Regions from separate parts of the Homo sapiens genome. Here region 1 is linked to region 2. The links are chromatin loops, found by intact Hi-C in ENCODE. Cell type or tissue: PC-9. All regions are shown on one strand. Each heading gives the region's core, and the rest is flanking DNA. Links, peaks and the distances in the headings are about the cores only. Region 1 overlaps ANKRD33B (ankyrin repeat domain 33B). Region 2 has its middle 12 kb from the start of ANKRD33B.

Region 1 (12,237 bases), core at 1,132-9,131, 50 kb after region 2:
ATAAGCCCCTGTGTGCATTGATCCCCAACTGTGTGTCCATGTGTTCTCATCGTTCAGCTCCCACTTATAAGTGAGAACATGCAGTGTTTGTTTTTCTGTTTCTGCATTAGTTTGCCAAGGATAATGCCTTCCAGCACCATCCATGTTCCTGCAAAGGACATGGTCTTGTTCCTTTTTATGGCTGCATAGTATTCCATGGTATATAAGATTATGTAAAGAGATCGAACCTACAACTGATTGGCGTACCTGAAAGACATGGGGAGAATGGAACCAATTTGGAAAACATAATTCAGGATATCATTTGTGAGAACTTCCCCAACCTAGTAAGACAGGCCAACATTTAAATTCAGGAAATGCAGAGAAACCCAGTAAGATGCTCCATGAGACCATCAACCCCAAGACACATCATCATCAGATTCTCCAAGGTTGAAATGAAAGAAAAAATGTTAAGGGCAGCCAGAGAGAAAGGCCAGGTTACCCACAAAGAGAATCCCGTCAGACTAACAGTGGACCTCTCAGCAGAAACCCCACAAGCCAGAAGAGATTGGGGGACAATATTCAACATTCTTAAAGAAAAAAAAATTCCAACTCAGTTTCATATCCAGCCAATCTAAGTATTCATAAGTGAAGGAGAAATAAGATCCTTTTCAGAAAAGCAAATGCTGAGGGAATTTGTCACCATCAGGCCTGGCTTGCAAGAGCTCCTGAAGGTAGCACTAAATATGGAAAGGAAAAAAACACTCCCAGCCACAACACACTGAAGTACACAGACAAGTGACACTATGAGGCAACAACATAAACAACTCTGCAAATAACCAGCTAGCATCGTGATGACAGGATCAGACTCACACATAGCAATATTATCCTTAAATGTAAATTGGCTGAATGTCCCAATTAAAAGACACAGAATAGCAAGCTGGGTAAAGAGTTAAGACCCATCAGTGTGCTTTCTTCAAGAGACTCATCTCACATGCAAAGACACATGTAGGCTGAAAATGAAGGGATGGAGGAAAATTTACCAAGCAAGGGGAAAACAGGAAAAAGCAGGGAGTGCAATTCTAGTTTCTGACAAAACAGGCTTTAAACCAACAAAGATAAAAAAAGACAAAGAAGGGCATTACATAATGGTAAAGGAGTCGATTCAACAAGAAGAGCTAACTATCCTAAATATATATGCACCCAATACAGGGGCACCCAGATTCATGAGGCAAATTTGTAGAGACCTACAAAGAGACTTAGACTCCCACACAATAATAATGGGAGACTTTAACACCCCACTGACAATATTAGATCATCAAGACAGAAAATTAACAAATATTCAGGACCTGAACTCAGCTCTGGATCAAGCAGACCTCATAGATATCTCCAGGACTCTCCACCCTAAAACAACAGAATATACATTCCTCTCATCACTACATGGCACTTACTCTAAAGTTGCTCACATAATCAGAAGTAAAACACTCCTCAGCAAATGCAGAAGAACTGAAATCATAACAAACAGTCTCTCAGACCACAGCACAAACTAATTATGCTTTCTAATGTGAACCTCTAATTCTTGGTTATATCTTGTACATACATGTGTTTTTTTCTTTTAGTTTTGGATTTCTGGACCTTGACATGTTTACCAGGAGTACTAGATTTTCTTGCTATGTTCCTTTTCTTGGCATATGACTTTGATCCTTCTGAGGGGTTGGAGTCAGAAGCCAATTACCACTACTTTTTCCTGCCTCCTCCCACATCCAGATGTCTGTTCTCCAGCCTCCATCTCTTCTAAGTTTGCCTTCTCCTCTCAGTACCTGGATGTGACCACCCCATTCAGTGGCGTCATCTCTACCTAGTGACTCCTAGGAGACTTTTGAGTATTTTCTGACTTCTAGCCTGCCCCTTCTAGCACTCTCAATGCCTTGTTGCGTTTTAACCATATTTTATATTTTGTTTTTTGTTTTTTTTTGAGATGGAGTCTTGCTCTGTTGCCCAGGCTGCAGTGCAATGGCACAATCTCGGCTCATGGCAACCTCTGCCTCCTGGGTTCAAGCGATTCTCCTGCCTCAGTCTCCCAGGTAGCTGGGATTACAGGCATGCACCACCATGCCTGGCTAATTTTTGTATTTTTTGTAGAGATGGAGTTTCACCATGTTAGCCAGCCTGGTCTCGAACACCTGACCTCAGATCATCCATCCGCCTCGGCCTCCCAAAGTGCTGGGATTATAGGCGTGAGTCACTGTGTCTGGCCATGATTTTTGTTTTGTTTTGTTTTGCTTTTAATTAAAAAAATTTTTTTTAATGTTTAGAGACAGAGTCTTACTATGTTGCACAGACTGGTCTTGGAACTCCTGGGCTCTAGCAATCCTCCCATCTCAGCCTCCCAAAGTTCTGGGATTGCAGGCATTAGCTACTACACCTGGCCAATCATATTTTATGTTAATAATACTTGGTTAGCCAGGCATGGTGGCTCATGTCCGTAATCCCAACACTTTGGGAGGCTGAGGCAGGTGAATCACTTGAGCCCAGAAGTTTGAGACCAGCCTGAGCAACACAGAGAAATCCTGTCTTAAAGAAAAAATAAAAAAATACTCTGTTGAGGTATAATTGACATATGATAAAGTACAGAAATTCTAAGTGAACAGCCGTATGATTTTGACAAATATATACACCTGTGCAGTCATCCCCCTACTCAAGATATAGAGCATTTCCATCACCATAGTAAGTTTCCTCTTGCTCCTTTCTACTCAGTCCCTGTCTCATCAGAGGCAAAGACCTGTTGTTCAGATTTCTGTCACCATGGATTAGTTTAGCCAGTATTGAAAATTCAGTGGAATCACACAGTGTGCGCTCTGGTGCCTGGATTCTTTCACTCAACATAATGGTTTTGAGATTTAGCCATGTTGTGTGTACCACTAGGTTGCTTTTTTTTTTCTTTCCATAGTTAACAACTTTATTGACAATTCATCCATTAAAGTATACAACTTGATAGTTTGGGGCATATTCCATTATTAATTTTTAAAATTGTGGTGAAATATATATAACATAAAATTGTTCATTTTAACCATTGTAACCAGTGTACAGTTCAGTGGCATTTGCAATGTTGTGCAAACATTATCACTATTTCCAAAATGTTTTTATCATCCCTCTCCCCCCAGTCCCTCTTCCTCCTCCTACCCTCTTCCCCTCAGCCCCTGATAACCTCTAACCTATTTTCTGCCTTTATGAATTTGCCTATCCTACATATTTGCATAAATAGAATCATACAATATTTGTCTTTTTGTATATGGGTAATATCACTTAGCATGATATGCTCAGTGTTCATCTATATTATAAAATGTATCAGAATTTCCTTTTTTTAAAGGTTGAATAATATTCCATCATATGTATATACCACATTTTGCCTGTCCATTTATCTGTTGATGGACATTTGGGTATTCCATGTTTTCACTACTGTGAATAATGCTGTTAGGAACATGAGTGTACAAATCTTTGTTTCAACCTCTGCTTTAAACTCATTTGGGCATATACCTAGGAGTGGAATTACTGGATCATGTGGCAATTCTATGTTTAGCTTTCTGAGGAACAACCAAGCTATTTTCCACAGTGGCTGCACCACATTAGACTCTGACCAGCAATGCACAAGGGTTTGTTTCTTCACATCCTTACCAAACAAACACTTGTTATTTTTTTATATAGGTGTGTTTTAAATGGTAGCCATCCTGATAGGGGTGAAGTGATTTCTTATTGTGGTTTAGATGAGCATTTCTCATGACTCAGTGACTAATGATGTTGAGCATTTTTTCACAGGCTTATTCAGCATTTGTATGTCTGCATAGGCAAAGTTGCTTTTTCTGCTATCATTACTTCATTGAGAGATAATTTACATACAGTGAAATGCACAACTCTTAAGGGTGTAGTTCAGTGAATTTTCACAAATGAATATGCACATGTAAATGTCACTCAGATTAAGATATGATTCCATTACCCCAGGAAGTTCTCTTGTGCCATTTTCTAATAACCCCCTTCACAATTTTTTATTACCATATACAGTATTAATCTTGCCTGTCCTTGGATTTCATTAAATAGAATCCAGCAGCGTGCACTTTTTGGTGTCTGGCATATTTTGTTCAATGTAATATGCATGAGATCCACTGGCATTGCTGTGTGTATCAGGATTTTGTTCTTCTTTTGTTGCTCAGTAGTATTCCCAAGTTTGATTATAGCAGACTTTGCTTATCTAGTCTCTTGATGAATATTTGGGTTGTTTGCAATTTTGGGATATTATGGATAAAGCTGTCCTGAACATTCTTGTATACATCTTCATGTGGATATAGACTTTAATTTATTTTGAGAGAGTATCCGTGAATGGAGTTGCTGGCTCATAAGGTAGACATGTGTTAAACTTTAATAGAAACTGCCAGTTTCCCAGTGTGGTTCTTCCATTTTACACTCCCACCTGCTGGGAACATGAGAGTTCCACACCCTTGCCAACATTTGGTATTGTCAGTCTTTTTAATTTTAACCATTCTGGTGGGTGTATGGCGGTATCTCATTGTGGGTTTAATTTGCATTTCCCTGTGACTAACGATATCGAGCCCTTTCACATTTGGAAAAGGTTATAATTTAAATTTTGTACATTAAAAAAAAATCAAGTTAGAAGACATTAATGAACACCTGCAGAACAGACATCCCAAAGCCCAGAATGTCATGTGGAAGCCACCGCCCTGACAGCTATGAGTCAGACAGACAGATGTCAGTTTCAGTTACACCTTAAATCACAAATGAGTTGCCAACTCAGTTTAAAAAGAATAGGGTTGGGGGGCATATATTTAAAGAATATTTTGAAAATAGAAGAAAATGTGGCAAGGCTGTCTCCTCCCACACCAGCTCCCACCTGAGAGCCAGATAGTTAGCAGGAAAATCTGATCACGCTGCTTTCTAAGACCCTGCGTGGTTCTCCACCAACTTTGGATGCACTTCAGCCTCCTCAGCCCTCGTGGAAGCCCGTCATGACCCAGAATTCCCCACTCGTCAGCTCCACGCCTTTGCACATGCTTGCCTCCCGCCTGGGACACGGTCCCTCCACCATCCCTGGCGCTGCGGACCTCCCACCATTGCTTGGCTAACGAGGCTCAACCTGGCTGGGTGCCAACTCCTCCCAGCCTGGGCAAGTTGCCAGTCATCTGTGCTCCCACCATCCTCTGGGCCGAGCCTGGCATTCTCATTGTTTACTTCTCTGCCTCCTTCCCCAGACTGAATGTCCTGAGGGGAGGGAGTCGCATTTCAGCAATCTTTGTATTTTGAACACACAGCCAGGGACCAGTAAGCCTGCTGATGGTGAATAAATGCTCATGGGTGATGACGACAGCCAGCTGAAAGCGGTGCAGCCCTCCTCCCTGCGGGGCATGCTCTCCGTGGATGTGCTGGTTTAGTCACACACATTTTAAGTGTGACGACACCTATATATTCCTAAATCTGTAAGACAAAGTACAAGCCACAATATCTCGAGATCTGCCCTTCTCCTTTGACCACTCCACCCCAGCCTATGACAGGGGGCTGCCATTTCCCCCCATGGGGCCAGGGATGACTCTTGGTAGAGCACCCAGGAGCTGGTGCACATGAGAACAAGACCAGTTAGGGGGCATGTGAGGGAGTGCTGTAGGCATCCAGGCCAGGACTAGGTAAGAATTTATTTGGATTTATATATAGCAGAGACTGGGCAAGACAAGAAGGTGGGTGCGTTGCCCCACTGAAAGAAAGCCAATCAAGTAAAAATGAACAAGAACACAAGCTGAGCTCTGTGTCCTGTGTCCCCGAAGGGGTGACTGAGCAACCTCGGTGCCTGGGTGTAGAGATAACACCACCACTGTCCATCCCGGGGCCTCACCCAGGGCGTCAGCGGAGCATGCTCACACTTTAGGTCCTGTAGACAAAAGTAATTGCAGGCTCCCAGCCAGGAGCCTGGGCTGAGGCCTGAGGATCTGCATTTCTAACACGCTCCCAGGGGACGCTGATGCCGCTGGTCCTGGGACTGCACTATGAGTGGCCAAAGTCAAACCTGCGCCTGGCAGAAAACAGTAAATAGGTCGTTTGGCTCAATCATTAGCCAGGTTGTTAATTCTGCATCCATTGGTTTGGGTTGTACTAAATTAGGCCACACTTTTTGTGAGGTGGACCAGTATTTGTGCATGACAGGCCCAATATTTGTGAAAACATTGCCTTGAAAATAGTTGGAGAATTTTATTTCTCATGAATAGAACATGCTGTCGTCTGAGAGCCTGCCTCAGAGCAGCTGGCTGGGAGCCTCCGGAGTGGGAACCGCTTTGGCAGAGTAGGTAAAACATTCAAAAAGGGTTTCAAGTCTTTGAGTCTGAAACGAGTGGACAATGTAGATTCCTTTCATGAAATTGTATGCAGCATTTTGCAAGGAACTTATAAAGCTGATCATAGTCTATAGATCCTGAAGGTCCAATTTGCTTTCCATTGATTGCTTGTCATTTTTTTTTTTTTTTGAGACAGTGTTTCAGTCTGTCACCCAGGTTGGAGTGCAGTGGCATGATCACAGCTCACTGCAGACTTGACCTCCCAAACTCAAGCAATCCTCCTGCCTCAGCCTCTAGAGTAGCTAGGACTACAGGTGTGCACCACCACACCCAGCTACTTTTTGTATATTTTTGTAGAGACGCGGTTTTGCCATGTTGCCCAGGCTGGTCTCGAGCTTCTGAGCTCAAGCCATCCTCCCGTCTCAGCCTCCCAAGGATCTGGGTTTATAGGTGTGAGCCACCGTGCCCGGCCTGATGGTCTATTTATATTCTCCCAACTCTTTCTAGAAAAGGATGGGAGGCAGCTTTCTGTCTTCTGTACAGTTTTCTCACAGCCCGTGAATCCACTTGTGTAGTTAAGCAGGAGACTGGGAAGCTTCATCAGAATTTTTTCATCCTTAAAAAAAATTTTTTTTTTTTGAGACAGGGTCTCATTCCCTCGCCCAGGCTGGAGTGCAGTGGAGTGATCTCAGTTCACTGCAACCTACGCCTCCCAGGTTCAAGTGATTCTCCTGCCTCAGCCTCCTGAGTAGCTCAGATTATAGGTGTGCACCACCATGCCAGGTTAATTGTTGTATTTTTAGTAGAGACGGGGTTTTGCCATGTTGCCCAGGCTGGTCTTGAACTCCTGACCTCAGATGATCCACCTGCGTTGGCCTCCCAAAGTACTGGGATTACAGGGGTGAGCCACTGTGCCCAGCCCCATCCTTAAACATTTTGTATTTTCTGATTATTAAATAAAAATAGATGTTCATTGTAGGGAAAAATGAGACTTTTTACAACTTTTTATAACCTATTCAGAATCAATTACTACTGAAGGCTTAGTGCATTTCTCTCTTGTTTTTTGTCATGCAGTGTTAATAGATGATTTTATATAATTGTTTTAAATGTATATTTATCTTATGGTAATTTAAGCCTTTCCTCATGATTAAAATTCTTTATATACCTCAATTTTACTAATATTTGATAAATGTAAGATTATACCATAGAAAAATGTTTTTTTTTAAACTTTTTAAAATAATTTCAAAAGGAGAACTTTTTTTTTTTTTTTGAGATGGAGTTTCACTCTTTTTGCCCAGGCTGGAGTGCAATGGTGCAATCTCGGCTCACTATAACCTCTGCCTCCTGGGTTCAAGCGATTCTCCTGCCTCAGCCTCCCCAGTAGCTGCAATTACAGGTGCCTGCCACCACACCCAGCTAATTTTGTATTTTTAGTAGGGACGGAGTTTCACCATGTTGGCCAGGCTGGTCTCAAACTCCTGACCTTGTGATCCACCCGCCTTGGCCTCCCAGAGTGCTGGGATTACAGGTGTGAGCCACCGCGCCTGGCTTTTTTTTTTTTTTTTTTTCAGACAGAGTCTTTCTCTGTCACCCGGGCTGGAGTACAGTGGCGTGATCTCGGCTCACTGCAACCTCCGCTTCCTGGGTTCAAGTGATTCTCCCACCTCAGCCTCCCGAGTAGCTGGGACCACAGATATGCGCCACCGCACCCGGCTAATTTTTATATTTTTTGGTAGAGATGGGGTTTCGCCATGTCGACCAGGCTGGTCTCGATCCCCTGACCTCAAGCAATCCTCCCACCTCAGCCTCCTAAAGTGCTGGGATTACAGGTGTGAGCCACTGTGCCTGACCAAAAGGAGAACCTTTTTGAAAAAAAAAAAAAAGAAAAAAAAAAGAAAAATATAGCACTCTCCTGGTGTCTTCTGGGAGTATAGTGAAGTCCAGAGAGGAGATTTTCTTAGCTGAGTTGCAGAATTAATTATATCTAATCTCGCTGCACCTAACATCTAGTAGATCTCAATGGCTAATAATAAAATACTAATATGTTTTATTTAATTATATATTGTCTTATATAAACATATATTCAACTTTAATGAATGATCCAGTTCTCAAGACAGAAACATAGAATTATATGTTAATATGACAGGCTTTGGAAAATTGTAACTGGATTTTGTCATTATTCTATCCTTATGACTTGTTGATGTTTGTATTATCTAATGCTACATGCATCACCCCAAAACACAGTGGCTTTAAATAATAATTATCATTTATTTTCTCTCACAGTGTCTATGGCTCGGGAATGTGGGAACCTGGTTGGGCAGTTCTGACTGAGGGTTTCTCGTGAGTTGCAGTGGGATGCTGGCTGTGGCTGTAGTTGTCTGAAGGCTTGACTGAGGCCACAGGGTCCTCTTCCAAAGTGGCTCTCTCTCGTGGCTGGCACATTGGTGCTGGCAGTTAGCTGGGGGCCTCAGTTCCTCTCCCTGTGGGTCTCTCCATAGAGCTGCTTGAGTGTCCACAGGGCGTGGCGGCCGGCTTCCTCAGGAGCCTGCAATCCAGGAGACCAGGGTGAAAGCTGCAAGATCTTTTAGGATCTGGCCTTGGAAGGCACACACCATTACTCCTGCCATATGGGGCCAGCCCTGATGCAGCATGGGAGGTGATCACCAAGGATGTGAATACCAGGAGGAAACGAAGATCATTGGGGCCATCCAGGAGGCTGGCTACCACAGTTGTGGTTGTGAATATTAGAAGTACAGGGTATGGAATGAATAAGAAAAGTATACTCATGACAGACATACATGGTACTAGGACAGGGTCTGTGTTTTTGCTGTTGTAATTCATCCCCTGCATGACCTCTTTCTCATTGAGTTTCTTTCTTTCCTTTTCTTCTTCCTTTTTTTTTTTGAGGTGGAGTTTTGTTGTTGTTGCCCAGGCTGGAGTGCAGTGGCAAGATTTCAGCTCACAGCAACCTCCGCCTCCCGGGTTCAAGTGATTCTCTTGCCTCAGCCTCCCAAGTAGCTGGGATTACAGGCACTCGCCACCATGCCCAGCTAATTTTTGTATGATTAGTAGAGACAGGGTTTCACCATGTTGGCCAGGCTGGTCTCGAACATCTGACCTCAGGTGATCCGCCTGCCTCAACCTCCCAAACTGCTGGGATTACAGGCATGAGCCACCATGCCTGGCTGAGTGAGTTTCTGTGTTCCGCTCTTCTAGCCTTGCTAGTTCCTTTAAGTTCTCTGTCGAGCTTTGTACATCTGTTGTAAAAATTCCAAGCTTAATTTCAGAAAGATTAAGTGAATCAATGGTTGGAAGAACATGTAATTGTTACTGACAGTCACTGCCTTCAGGTCAACGGTTAACAGGCTTAGTTTTCTTTCATCACATAATGCTTGTATGATCACTGCGTGGAAACCACTCCCAGTGTTGGGAAAATTAGATGAGCCTCTGAGATAGGAATAGATTAGGTATATACATGAAGTTGGCAGAGGGAATACAGTTGAACAAAGTAGTGGTTTCATACATTACTAATCTAAAATCATAAATCCCAGCGAGAGGTTTGCAGTGATAATAAGATTTACGTTTTATGCAAAATTTAGTCTAAAGGGAAATTGTTTTGAATTACTGACAACCTTGAATTTATCAAATCCTGATTACAGGGCTACAAGGTGACCCCATGTTGGAAGGAATTATCTTGATGTATTTTACATATTTATTTATTTTATTAATAAAATGTCATTTCTTTATTTAAAACAGTTTATTAGGCATCTCTTTATTTGAAGCAGAAAAGCATAGATAAAAATACAAATATTGGCCTGGCACAGTAGCTCACGCCTGTAATCCCAGCACTTTGGGAGGCCAAGGTGGGCGGATCACAAGGTCAAGAGATCGAGACCATCCTGGCCAACATGGTGAAGCCCTGTCTCTACTAAAAATACAAAAATTAGCTGGGCGTGTTGGCGAGTGCCTGTAGTCCCAGCTACTCGGGAGGCTGAGGCAGGAGAATCACTTGAACCCACGAGGTGGAGGTTGCAGTGACCTGAGATCGTGCCACTGCACTCCAGCCTGGCGACAGAGCAAGACTCTGTCTTTTTTTTTTTTTTTTGAGGTGGAGTCTTGCTCTGTCGCCCAGGTTAGAGGGCAGTGGCGCAATCTCAGCTCGCTGCAAGCTCCGCCTCCCAGGTTCATGCCATTCTCCTGCCTCAGCCTCCTGAGTAGTTGCGATTACAGGTGTGCGTTACTACACCTGGCTCATTTTTTTGTATTTTTAATAGAGACAGGATTTCACCATGTTGGCCAGGCTGGTCTTGAACTCCTGACCTCAAGTGATCCACCCACCTCAGCCTCCCAAAGTGTTGGGGTTACAGGCATGAGCCACCACGCCCAGCCCATTTTATAAGTACATTTTGTGCCCAATCAAGTATCAAAGACATAATCTTAAAATAAAGGACAGTTCTTCCCAAGGGAAAAAGAAAGTAGGCAACCTGACACATGAATAGATGATGTATGCTACTGTTACACGCACACACACACACTCAGAATAGACTGTGATGCTGTGATAACAAACCACTTCAAGTCCCAGTGGCTTAAAATAACAAAGGTTTGCCTCTCGCTCATTCATGCTGTTGTGCGCCGGCTAGAGGGGGCAGGGCTCTGCTCTCTCTGCCCTCACTCCGGAGGCCCAGTCTGGGAGCAGTTGCATCTCTGAGCTTCAAGGGCAGTCAAGTCAAGAAAAGGGAAGGTGGCACATCGTCCACCGTCTCTCGAAACTTCCTCCTGGAAGTGACACCTGCTATTTCACTTACGTTTAATTACCCAAAGCAAACCAGATGGTCAAGTCAGAACTCAGAAAGGGTGGGGAAATGCAATTTTACCAAGAGGCAGGAAGAAATAGATAACGGAATAACGCCAGTGAGTACTGCAGCTGAATCCAGTGCAACTGAATTGTCCTGGTTCAAACAATTAAAAAAGACTTTGTGTGTGTACTTTCACCAGCTTCTTCACAGACCGTCGCCCATACTTGAGTGAATCTTCCTCCTGTGCATGCTACTGTATATGATAAGTGGAAGAGAATAGAGAGTGTTGTCAGGGACATTTTTGAGGAATACTGAAGTCTACTTGGGACAGTGAAACACACTGGACGATGAGCTTCCAGCTGCTTGTTTTCCTGCTGGACTGTCTGTGAGTTCATCTTCTTATTTAAAGCTCCTTGTTACTGAGTGCCTCCTAGCAGCAGTTTCCTTTAGCCCTCTCTAGGAGGAGCACAAATGCCTATTCCTGGCAGCCTGAGCATGTCGTCTTAGGCGTCCTCTCGTGACCTGTGGTCTGGTGTTTTGCACAATCTTCATCACCACTCCTTCTAGAAGGACTGAGAACTGAATTTGACTTTTAAAACGAAGCTTGGTAATCAAGAATAGCAACAGCAGGCTGAGTACGGGGGCTCACGCCTATATTCCTAGGACTTTGGGAGGCTGAGGCGGGTGGATCACTTGAGGTCAGGAGCTCGAGACCAGCCTGATCAACATGGTGAAACCCTGTCTCCACTAAAAAAATACAAAAAAAAAAAAAAAAATGGGCGTGGTGGTGCATGACTGTAGTCTCAGCTACTCAGGAGGCTGGGGCAGGAGAATCGCCTGAACCCATGAGGCGGACATTGCAGTGAGCCAAGATTGTGCCACTGCACTCCAGCCTAGGCAACAGAGCGAGACTCCATCTAAAAAAAAAAAAAAAAAAGAGCCGTGGTAGTTCTGAAGGGGAAGAGCAAGGAAGGTTTCTTCCCTGCAAAACACAAGGCTGCAGTAGCGAATCAGGATTGCCTTGGGGCTGAGGTAGATTGTTAGACCAATGGGAGCAACTCTCAGGTTCATTCCTGTGTTTATGGGGAGGTGGGATGAGCTTGAGCATGCTGTTACTACCAATGGGAAAAGAA
Region 2 (12,237 bases), core at 1,554-9,553:
TATCTGATTTTAGCCTTTCGTTGTCTTTGAGCTATTTCATACCTCAGGAAGTTGTAGATAACTGTGTTAGTTACTTAGGGCTATTGTAACACAGCACCACAAATTGGGTAACTTAGCACAACAGACATTGATCACTTCACAGTTCCAGACGTTACTGGAACTGAAGGCTCCAGTTCAGAGCTTACTGAGACTGCAACCGACGTCTCAGCAAGACCAAGCCCTCTCTAAAGGCTCTAGGAGAGGTTCCTTCCCGCCCTCTTCCCAGCTCCTGGCAGTTGCTGTCAATGCTTGGTGCTTCTTGGTTTGTAGACGCATCATTCTGATTTCTGCCTCCATCTTTACATTGCCTTCTCCACTGTGTGTCTGGGTCTCTGTGTCCGAGTTGCCCTCTTCTTATAAAGATATCAGCCATGTTAGACTTACGGTCTACTCTTCTCCAGTATGACCTCACTTAACATTATTATGTCTGCAAAGACCCTATTTCCAAATAAGGTCACATTCACAGGTTCTGGGTGGACATGAGTTATTGGTGGACACTATTCAACCTAGTACAGTAACTGATAGCAATGAGAAATAATTCTTGTTTATAGATATGCAAATTCTGTCATGTTCAGAAGAGGTTCAACTGACTTCTTGCCCAGCCACCTTGGAAAATCAGTTTTGCCTTAATTTGCACAATCATTTCCATATTCCTGATCTAGAAACACATCTGCTCTTCAGATTATCTTTAAACTGGATGGAACACCTGCCTTGTTCCTTCATTTATGGAAGAAAATCTTTAATAAGCATTCATTTGTATATCTGTAAGGGAGTCATGATTTTTTTTGTTTTCTTTTTTTAAAATTATCTTTAACAGTGAAAAGGGGAGAAAACAGGAAGCACAAGGGAATTCCCTTCCCTCCCATGGGCCAGGGCCAGTCCTAAGCAAAGTGCTGCAGAAGGGCAAGGCTGTCCTGAGCAACCTTGACCACCTACTCAATAACTGCTCCAGGCTGGGTGTGGCTTCATGCCAGCTCTTTGGGAGGTCGAGGCAGGAGGATCCCATGAGGCCAGGAGTTCCAGACCAGCCTAGGCAGCACAGTGAAACCTTGTCTCTACAACAAATAAAAAATTAGCCAGGTGTGGTGGTGCATGCCTGTAGTCCCAGCTACTAGAGAGGCTGAGGTGGGAGGATCGCTTGAGCCCAGGAAGTGGAGGCTGCAGTGAGCTATGATTGTGCCACTGTACTTCAGCCTGGGCCAAAAAAACAAAACGAAACAAAATGAACAAACATGCTCCACCCTCTCAGTTCATCTTCTTGGGTTCTCTGCACTTCATCTCAAGTGGTGGGGGTCCTTACTTGAGGCCTGAGTCAAAGACTTTCTCCTGAATCTAACCCACCTTCCTGCATCCATATGCTCACCATCCCCAGTGGCTCCTATGCGAGCCACAGTTGGGAGATATCTGACCCCTTTTTTCCACCAAACTCCCCCACCATGCTGCTGCTGACCCAATTTCACCACTGCTCAGTGTGATTTCTAGTAATGAATAATAATTAGACTCTGAGCCTGCTTTCCCCAGTTTCATCCTGTGCTGCCTCTGAACTCACGTGATATCAAAACCTTTTTTTTTTCTTAAACAATTGATTCCTCTGGCATAGCAACAAACAGATAGCTAGAAAGTCAGCTCTGTAAATTGAGAAACTTTTCAGATAAATCATTATTTGTATTTTTTTATTGCTTTTTTTTTCTCATTTGCCTCTTTAGTAGGTGATTTGGCGTAAGTTTTCAAAAGCCTTTCAAAGCTATATGGAGCCAGGTATGGTGGCTTGCACCTGCAGTCCCAGCTACTCAGGAAGCCAAGGCAAGAGGATTGCTTGAGCCCAGGAGTTTGAGGCCAACCTGGGCAACATAATGATACCCAGTCTCTAAAACAAACAAACAAAAAGTACAGGAACAACAAAGGTATACAAGAAAACTTTTGGAGGTGACGGGTAGGTTTATTACCTCAGTTGTGGTAACATGAGGCTGTTTATATGGCCCAGCTCACCAAATTGTATATAGTAATTAGGTACAGTTTTTTCATATGCCAATTATGCATCAATAAAGCTGGAAAAAACATATAAATAATTCCACTTATAGAAATAATTATAAGCATATAAAAGACAGTTGAGCCAAGATAGATACACACGGCGGTGCATTGCGCTTTTGTTTACAACAGTGACCACTGGAAAGAAGCCAGGGGCCCATCACCATTGGATTGTTTGAATGAATGATGGCATGTCAATGCCATTCAGTGCTACACAGCCACGAAGAAGGCCGCAGATTTGTGTTGTTAGCATGTAAGTTGGCATGTGTTAGCGTGTGTGTTGGCATGTGTTAGTGCATGTGTTAGTGCGCGTGTCGGCACGCGTTAGCGTGCGTGTCGGCGTGTTAGCGTGCGTGTCGGCATGTGTTAGCGTGCGTGTCGGCATGTTAGCGTGTGTGTCGGCATGTGTTAGTGCGTGTGTCGGCATGTTAGCATGTGTGTCGGCATGTGTTAGCGTGTGCGTTGGCATGTGTTAGTGCATGTCGGCATGTGTTAGCATGTGTGTCGGCATGTGTTAGCATGTGTGTCGGCATGTGTTAGCATGTGTGTCGGCATGTGTTAGTGCATGTTGGCATGTGTTAGCATGTGTGTTGGCATGTGTTAGTGTGCGTGTCGGCATGTGTTAGCGCGTGTGTCGGCATGTTAGCATGTGTGTCAGCATGTGTTAGCACACGTGTCGGCATGTGTTAGCACGCGTGTCAGCATGTGTTAGCGTGCGTGTCGGCATGTGTTGGTGTGCGTGTCGGCATGTGTTGGTGTGCGTGTCGGCATGTGTTGGTGTGCGTGTCAGCATGTTAGCATGTGTCTGCGTTAGCGTGCGTGTCGGCATGTGTTAGCACATGTGTTGGCATGTGTTAGTGTGCGTGTCGGCATGTGTTGGTGTGCGTGTCGGCATGTGTTGGTGTGCGTGTCGGCATGTGTTAGTGTGCGTGTTGGCATGTGTTAGCGTGCGTGTCGGCATGTGTTGGTGTGCGTGTCGGCATGTGTTAGCACGTGTCGGCATGTTAGTGTGCGTGTCGGCATGTGTTGGTGTGCGTGTCGGCATGTTAGCATGTGTGTCGGCATGTGTTAGCGTGCGTGTCGGCATGTGTTGGTGTGCGTGTCGGCATGTTAGCCTGTGTGTCGGCATGTGTTAGTGCATGTCGGCATGTGTTAGTGCATGTCGGCATGTGTTAGCATGTGTGTTGGTTTGCTAGGGCTGCCATAACCAAGTCACAGAAACCAGGTATCTTACAACAACAGAAGTGAATGGTCTCATGATCCTAAAAGCTAGAAGTTTGAAATCAAGGCATCTGCAGGACAATGTAGGGGAGACTCCTTCCTGCCTCCTCCAGCCTCTGGTGGCTCTCAGCAATCCTTGGCATTCATTAGCTTTAAGCGGCATCACCTCAACCTCTGCCTCTATCTTCACAGGTTCACACGGCCTTCTCTCTGTGTGTCTCTCTCCTCTTCTTTTCTTTTTTTTGAGATGGAGTTTCGCTCTTGTTGCCCAGTCTGGAGTGCAATGGCACAATCTCGGCTCACTGCAACCTCTGCCTCCCGGGTTCAAGCAATTCTCCTGCCTCAGCCTCCCAAAGTAGCTGGGATTACAGGCACCTGTCACCACACCTGCCTAATTTTGTATTTTTAGTAGAGGCAGAGTTTCACCATGTTGGTCAGGCTGGTCTGGAACTCCTGACCTCAGATGATCCACCCGCCTCGGCCTCTCAAAGTGCTGGGATTACAGGTGTAAGCCACTGCGCCCCGCCTTGCTTCGGGTGGTTTTTCTAACTTCAGGGCTGGGAAGCAGCCACTCTGGTGGGAAAGATTATACCTGCCCATAGGAGAGACTGGTAGGAGATGGAGAAACCTTCCAGAAGGGGGAGAAGTCAATGGATTTTCCAGGTGTTATAGTGGAAGAAGCTGGCAACTCCAGATCAGGCCTGTGGTTGTAGAAATCTGTAAGGTTCTGGAAATGCTTCCATGTTTGTTATTTTTATGCTCCTGTCCTGGGCCACAAGGAAAGAAGGCAGTCAGATCGGAGGTGACTGTGTCCTACTACACAACTGGAGAAGGGCTGAGGTGTGGCTGCGGGAAGGAGGAATGTGCTGGAGGAAAAGGACCCCACAGCTGCTGAGAGGCTGGACTGCTGCCCTGGGCTCGGGGCGGGGGCCCCAAGGTGATTCTCCAGTACCTTACTTTTCGACACCTGAAGCATTGGAGGTGTGGACACGACATTGATGACCTCTCCGCCTAAGCCCTTCACCGTCTTTCTCTGCTGCCATTTTTAATCTTCCAGAATTGCACCCAGTTTTTAAGTGGCTGGTACCCTTGCCAAGCTGCCCTTGGTTTCTCCAGTTTGTCTTCTGAACTCTAGTATGACTGGAGGCTGCTTGGAGCAGGGAGGACCACCGCACAGCCCCAGGACAGTTCAATTAGAGAAGCAATGTGCTGTGTTCTACCAGCAACAGCAGGAATGCCAATCCTAATGCTTATGCAATGCTTCTTATGTGCCAGGCGCTGTTTTAAGAATTTTACATAAATTAGCTCATTTAATCCTCACCAAAATACTATGAGAAAGGCTCTATTCTCACTCCCATCTTTATAGATAGGAAAATAGAAGCATAAAGGGGTTAGACAGTAGCTGAAAGACTGTTCCACTTGTCAAGAGAAGCTGATGCATTTCCTGAGCCTAGGGTGTTATAATGTCCCCCAGAAAAAGCCCATCCGAAGGCCAGGGTTTTTGTTTGAGACAGAGTTTCACTCTTACCGCCCAAAGCTGGAGTGCAGTGGTATGATCTGGGCTCACTGCAACCTCTGCCTCCTGGGTTCAAGTGATTCTCCTGCCTCAGCTTCCCAAGCAGCTGGGATTACAGGTCCTTGCCACCACACCTGGCTAATTTTTGTATTTTTAGTAGAGACGGGGTTTTACCATTTTGGCAAGCCTGGTCTCAAACTCCTGACCTCAGGTGATCTGCCTGCCTTGGCCTCCCAAAGTGATGGGATTACAGGCGTGGGCTATAGCGCCCGGCCAGAAAACCAGTGTTTATTGTTGGTCTTGTGGGCTGGGAGCTAATGAGCACATTCTTCAATATCAGTGGCACTCTCTGGGTTAAACGTGCAGCAATAGGTCAGAGGACACCCGGGGTGGGCATTCCCAACCAGTGATCTGGCCCTGGGGAATTTGGGGTAAACAATGATTTGAATCGTAGTTAAGCTCAAGAGCCAACAAGAAATGCCTAAACTGTGAGTAGTGCTACAGAGGATCCTGAAATCCAATGGGCTGCTTGGAATCCCCTCCCTGAGGACGCCTGGAACTGGGAGGGAGCCTTCCTCCCTAGGAATTCCATTCTCAGTGGGAGGCCACAGGGCGTGGAGCACTAGCACTGAGGTGGTTCCCAGGGCACCTCTTACAGGACAGGGGCTACAGGAATCAAGAGAATTTCTGGGATAGGGAGAGAGCTGGGGCAGTGGGTTTAGCTTCCTTCTGCATTTACTAAGGGCTAATTAATAATCATAACTAATATTGAGTGCTTGCTCAGTTTCAGGCTCCACACTAGATGCTTCTCATGCGTTGCCTTTCTCTGTCTTCCATTACCACTTCGTGAGGCAGGTGTTGTATTCCTGGACAGGGATACATAACTTACCCAAGCTAAAAAGAGCTGAGTTTTTAAAAAAGGGCCGGGCATGGTGGCTCATGCCTATAATCCCAGCACTTTGGGAGGCCCAAGCAGGAGGACTCTGTACAAAAAACAAAAAAACAAACAAACAAACTTATTGAAGGGTTGCAAACATTCAGAAAAATCTTAAGTATATAGATTGATGAAATTATGTTAAAGTGAACCCATTGGGACAACAGATAGGACATTCCCAGTGCCCCCAAAACCTCCCTTGTCCACTTCCCAATCACTACCCCTTCTTCCTCCCAAAAGGTAGACACTATCCTGATTTCCAGCACTAGCCATTAGTTTAGCCTGATTTCTAAGCTTCTGTCAATGGAATCATACAGCATGTGCTCTTCTGTGTTTGGTTTCTTTTGGTCAACGCTAAGCGGGTGACATTCCTTTATGCTGTTGTGTGCAGCTCACCCGTTCTCACTGCTGTGCGGTGCTGCACTGATGATTGTGCCGCAACTACTCTATCCAATCTACTGTTGGGGAGCATTTGTTTCCTCTCTTTCTTTTTTGCCACGGTGAAAAAAGTTTCCGTGAACATTCCCGTTCACGTCTTTGTTTGGCCACATGTACACATTTCTGCTGGGTACGTGCCCAGGAGTGGAATGACTGAGTCACAGGGTTGGTGCCAGGTGGGGTTTTGAGCCTAGACATGCCTGCTCTAAACTCAAGAGCGGTGCCATGCCATAGATCACTGTGTGGATGTGGAGGCCTACAGAGGAGACACCTGAGGTGGCAGTGGGAATGGAGGGGGAGGGATGAGAAGCAGGAGCTGCAGAGGGAGGCCTCCTGGGCAGATGGCAGTGCTGTGTTAGTCAGGCTTGGGGGAGTCTCTAGGTGCCTGTGTGACCCCCAGGAGGCACTATCCAGGGTGCCGTCTGGCTATGCCTCTTTAAGCTTGATGGGAACCCTGGGTGTGAGGGGGCCAGCCAGGGCTGAAGGTAAGGTGCCTGGGGAGGGAGGGGACAGAGACAAGCCTTGTGCCTTGGGCCCTCAACCCTCGCCACTGGAGAGTGATGTTGCCTGCTCAGACCAAGTGGGGTGGGACTGAGAGAAAGTGGTGACTGTTTATAAAGCAAGGCCAAGTGCAAGAACTGCTGAGTGACTGGGAACTTCCTGTGTGCAGACCACACCTGCTTTTTTTTTTTTTTTTTTTGAGAGTCTTGCTCCGTTGCCCAGGCTGGAGTGCAGTGGCACGATCTTGGCTCAGATCCTGGGTTCAAGCAATTCTCCTGCCTCAGTCTCCCAAGTAGCTGGGATTATAGGCATGCAGGCATGCACCACCATGCCTGGCCAATTTTTGTATTTTTAGTAGAGACAGGGTTTCGCCATGTTGGCCAGGCTGGTCTCAAACTCCTGACCTCAAGTGATCCACCCGCCTTGGTCTCCCAAAGTGCTGGGATGACAGGCGTGAGCCACCATGCCCGGCCGACACCCGCATTTTTAAGTAGCCTTCTTTTTCAGCAGTGTGACTTTTGCGGGGCAATACTCAGCAACCAGGATGATGTGGAGCTTCCGGAAGCCAAGGGCAGGCCAGGAGACAGTTTGATAAGAGGGGCATTCACGTGAGACTGCCTAGTGACCTGAGGCAGGAAAGGAGACAAACTGCAAGAGCAGGGTTGTGGTGCTGGGTGGTGAAAAGGGTTGAGCCATTGCCCCAAAGGGTGTCAGAAAGTGAAGCATTGGAGAATCACCTTGGGGCCGCCGCCCCGAGCCCAGGGCAGTGGTCCAGCCTCTCAGCAGCTGCGGGGTTTAGGGCACAGCCTCAAACCTTTAGGGGCAATCTGGGTAGTGAAAAGGGTTGAGATATTTAGGGGCAAGTCCTAGGGCAAGGTCAAAGGAGGTGCGGAGGTCAGGAGAGAGGCCAGGTGGAAAGCTCCCTAAGCCACCTGAAATATCCACAGCTAGAATAAAACAAGGCAGCCTTTTCCCAATACACAGAAAAATGCTGGCTCTAGAATTCGGCCAGCTCCATTTTCAGTGTCTTTTACACCAACATTTTAACTTTACCTTCAGTGCCTTTTACTGCTTAGTGGCAAATGTTCCTAGATGACCATGGGAATCAATGAGCAGAAAGCACTGTATTGATGACTGGAAATCCTTACTGAGAGACACACTCATCTTCACTGGAGAGCTTGTGTATGTATATGCATGTGTATGAGTGTGTGTGTGTGTGTGTGTGTGCATGCAGGTGTGCTGGGTGGAGGGTGGGGGGCACTTGTTGTGATTTCATATTGTGCCAATAAAAGCAGATTTTACGCTGGTGAGAGTGATCTCAGTTCATGGGGTGGACGTATGTGTAATGGACGGTGGTCCCCCTGCGGCCCTCTGATTGTGCAGTGATATCTGGGAAGTCTGAGAACCGCATCAGTGTGGGGTGGACTGGATAGGACGAGAGGCTGGGGACGGTGGGAAGGTGCAAGAGGAAGAAGCAGTGGAAAGGAGCTGCCAGGTGTTGGAGACAGTGTGAGGGAAGTGAGGAAGCGGCCCCAATAGAGGGCCCAAAGCAAGGGTCCCTAGAGTGCTGGAGTGGGGAAAAGGAAGGGCATTCAGTTGTAGATATCATTAGGGCTTAGGAAAAAAAGACTTAAAAAATACACTGATGGAGTTCAGACACCTTCTTCAAAGGGTGGATGATCTGAAACTAAGGGAGAGGTGAGATTTGGTTCCATTCTTCTGACAACCTGGGGAAGGGCAAATTGGGCCCCAGAATCTGGAACTCAAAGACAGACAGTAGAGATTGAGTTGAGGTGCAGTGAAAAATCATATGTAAGAGAGAAAAAGAGGCTGGGCTCAGTGGCTCACACCTGTAATCTCAGCACTTTTGGAGGCTGAGGTGGGCGGATCACCTGAGGTCAGGAGTTCGAGACCAGTCTGGCCAACATGGTGAAACCCCGTCTCTACTAAAAATACAAAAATTAACTGGGGTAGGTGGCGGGCACCTGTAATCCCAGATACTTGAGAGGCTGAGGCAGAAGAATCGCTTGAACCTGGGAGGCGGAGGTTGCAGTGAGCTGAGATTGCGCCACTGCACTCCAGCCTGGTCAATAAGAGCAAAATTCTGTCTCAAAAACAACAACAACAACAACAAAAACCAAATAAATAAATAAATAAATAAATAAAGAGAGAGAGAGAGAGAATTCTTATATGAAGTCAAAACCGGCTGTGCTGCTCTGTCCTCTGAGGCATGCGTGTATGTGTGTCTGGTCTATTCCCCTCAACAGACTATACTTTCTGCTCCACCACCTAAACTTGAGAGTTTTATTGAGGTCCTGTTCTTTTCGGTGACATCCCACCTCTTCAGCAACACCTTCCCGCCCTTCCAGTTTGAGTGCTCGGTAGCTGCACATCCTGTGAACAGGTTGCACACACAGGAATCTCAACATTATGAATAACTGCAAGCAGGATGACACCGGGATCCTCTTCTCTCCCTCCCAATGCCTGCAGTGGATATCTGGACTACATATGTAAGTAATACATCAAACTGAGTAAATACTATTGAGGAAAATGTTTACAAGGGATGGGAGGGGAAGTCTATGCCAACAAAGAGACCAGAAGCCACAAGCCCCGAGGCATCCTGGCAGGTCTGCTGCGGGGCCTGGGAGCCGGCTGCTGACACAGGGAATGTGGGCATGAGTCACCGGTGGGGGCTTCTGAGGAGGAAAACCATGACAAAGTGTGCATATTGAGAAGTGGAGTGTGCATCTGCCGTGCTCAGTAAGCCAGTTGACTGAATAACTCCAGATTAGGAGAGAGAATAGAACTTGGGAATTTTTATCATTATAAACTTGGGGTATTTTTGGTTCTAAAAATGAAATACCAAAATGTTCTGGTGAATTGTCTGAGAGAGTCTAAACCCTATATACATATACAGCCATGGAAACAGAGGCAGTCGTACTCAAGTGCAAAAAAAAGTGTGCTAGTGAAAAGTAGTAATGGGCCAGGTGCAGTGGCTTGCACCTGTAATCCCAGCACTGTGGGAGGACACAGCAGGAGGATGGCTTGAGCCCAGGAGTTCAAAACCAGCCTGGGCAATATAGCATAGGGAGACCCTATCTCTACAAAAAATAAAAAATTAGCCGGGCATGGTGATGCATGCCTGTGGTCCCAGCTACTTGGGAGGCTGAGGTGGGAGGATTGCTTGAGTCCAGGAGTTGGAGGCTGCAGTGAGTTATGATTTGCCACTGCATCCCATTCTGGGTGATAGAGTAAGACCTTGTCTCAAAGAAAAAGAAAAAAAAAAAGAAAGAAAGAAAAGGAAGAAAATTAGTAACCATCAGCTCCAGCTCCATTGCAGTCCACGTCTTAGGAGCGTGGATTTTGTTCCCACACACTTTGTGCCAGGGTTGAGCTGAGCTTTGGCACTGCTAAGCATGTCGCTTCTGGGTTAGGTAGGTGGAGTAGGTTGCTTTAGGTTTAGGGTCACAGGAGAGCTGGGCTGGCTCAGCCATCCCTCCTTCACTTAGTCATCAGAAATGTTTCCCAGGCACTCAAGCCACGTGCTGCTTTAGCATACAACAGGGAACAGTCTCTGTCCTAGAGAATTCAGTCCTCAGCCTTGCCCCTCTGCAAGGCTATGAGCAGAACTCCAGGCTACTCTCCCTTCCTGTGGTCTCAGGACTGCCAGGGGCATGGAGTATGGGGATCCCCACTTTCCAGCTCTGTTTACAGTGCTTGGATGACCATAGTATGGACAGCTGAAGGGAATCCAGGGGACTGTGTCTGTATTTCCTGGAGATGATCACTGTTCAGGCAAAGCATGGGGCACATGTCGTCATCAAATATGGCTTAGGGCTGGAAATGTCCACTGAATTTCATAGGAAAGAAACCCTTGTGGGATCCTTGGGGAAGCCAGGGATGGTGGGGGTGGGTGGGGCAGGAGCAGATGGCAGCAATTCAAAGAGCAGCAGGAGGAAATGAAAGTAAAGACATTACCTTCTTTAAAAAATGTTTATTTTATTTTACTTTTTGAGACAGGGTCTTGCTCTGTTACTGAGGTTGGAGTGCAGAACTGTGATCATAGTTCACTATAGCCTCAATTTCTCAGGTTCAAGCCATCCTCTTGCCTCAGCCTCCCAAGTAGCTGGGATGACAGGCACAGCCACCATGCCCGGCTGACACTGCCTTCTTACTGTGTAGAGCATAATGTTTGGGGGGTTTTTCCCAAGAAGCGTGAATTACTTTTGTAATTTTCGATTGTGTGTATTACATATGTCAAATGAAGAAATGGAAGATGAAAAAGTGCAGCTTGTGCGGATCTGTCTTGCAGAAGGTTCAGCTGTGAGCTAAGCTGGTGGGGGTAGCGCAGGAGCGTGTGGGGGCGTAAAGTCTGTTGTGGAGTGGGGATCTGAGTGGGCTGTGGATGCAGAAACAGATGCTACACCATGACGGGAGGACCTCAGGGAGGGTTGGGAGGGATCCAGAGTCCCAGGGAAGGAGGGCTCAGGGTTCTGCTGCAGGGGAGGGTCCTCTTCTGTGTTCCCCAAGATCAGAATGACAAAGTCAGGGATGCTGATGGCTGAGCCTCCCAACATGCAGTCGCTGCCCAGCCTGCATTCTCCCTGCCTTCATCTTTGTCCCCATGGGCACGTTTTGACCTGAAACTGACCTAAGAGAGAATAAGCTGAGTGACAAGGGAAGCCAAACTGTGTGATTCACCACGGTAGTTTGAAATCCTGATTTAGGCTTTGCTTTGCTGACTGAATTTATGCTCAGTTAGGGAGAGGATGGGGTGGCAACTTGTAGGCCTGGCATTAAGCACACTGGTCCCAGCTGAGAGCCAGGCACGATGCCCCCATCCCTCCTGGTTCATAAGGTGCTGGTCTATCAGCTCCAGTCCCCTTGCTTGGTGTCCCTGAAGTCTCAGTCTGGCAGTTTTACACGTGCTAAGGCATGAATCCGGCTTTACAGAGGGCTGTTGATCCTCAGAAGCTGACACAGAATCTGAGTATCCTCCTGAGTCCCATATTTACCTACCTATGGCAGGAGGTTTTTTAAAAAATCCTGAAGATACAAAGACTTTGAAGTGTAAGTGGCTAAAGAAAGCTCAGGTTCCTGGTGATCAGCTGCTCTGTGCTGACCTTGTGTACATTCAGAAGTTTCCAAGATGCAGCAGAGCTGGGTCTAGCAGGCATCGCCTTCTCTTTTGTTTAACACATCTGTTGAAGATCAACCAAGATGGTGAGGCATCCTTTTAGATGCTGGGGATTCAAAAAGAAATTAACGAGACCTGGTTCCTGCTCTTGGCAAACTGTCAGCTTACAGAGGAACATAGTTTTGCAAAAACATATTGGAAAGCAGGGCAGTAAGAGTGATTACAGGGGCATGTAACAGGGGAAGTGATAGGGAAAAGGGTGGAGTTTCTCCTGCACTTCGGGGAAGGCCATCAGGGTGGGTCATGGGGAAGCCCTCGATTAGTAGGTCATTTTTTTTTTTTTTTTGAGATGGAGTCTTGCTCTGTTGCCCAGGCTGGGCTACAGTGGCGCGATCTCGGGTCACTACAACCTCCACCTCCTGG

What was found. Hi-C counts contacts between places; a loop is a spot of excess contacts. Peaks named below come from ENCODE experiments on the same cell type or tissue, not always from the same donor. Only the 100,000 strongest peaks of a DNase experiment are listed, where the experiment ranks them.
Region 1: a loop joins it to region 2, with 4 times the contacts of the local background. A loop is called at or near these places in 33 of 110 quality-filtered maps.

What each region holds. Positions count from the first base shown.
Region 1 is chr5:10,596,334-10,608,570 of GRCh38, forward strand. The region is part of intron 1 of ANKRD33B (ankyrin repeat domain 33B); the gene reads left to right. Among named protein-coding and RNA genes, the nearest start is that of ANKRD33B, 38 kb to the left of the region's middle. RefSeq lists enhancers at 1-78, 4,560-4,639, 4,860-4,989, 11,633-11,882 and a silencer at 10,913-10,962. In PC-9, for the core only: no CTCF peak of the experiment used is centred there; DNase peaks (open chromatin) are centred at 3,718 and 5,268; H3K4me3 peaks cover 302 bases; H3K27ac peaks cover 2,353 bases.
Region 2 is chr5:10,546,246-10,558,482 of GRCh38, forward strand. No RefSeq gene overlaps it. Among named protein-coding and RNA genes, the nearest start is that of ANKRD33B, 12 kb to the right of the region's middle. RefSeq lists enhancers at 5,492-6,289, 6,440-6,489. In PC-9, for the core only: no CTCF peak of the experiment used is centred there; DNase peaks (open chromatin) are centred at 5,286, 6,766 and 9,266; H3K4me3 peaks cover 162 bases; H3K27ac peaks cover 3,453 bases.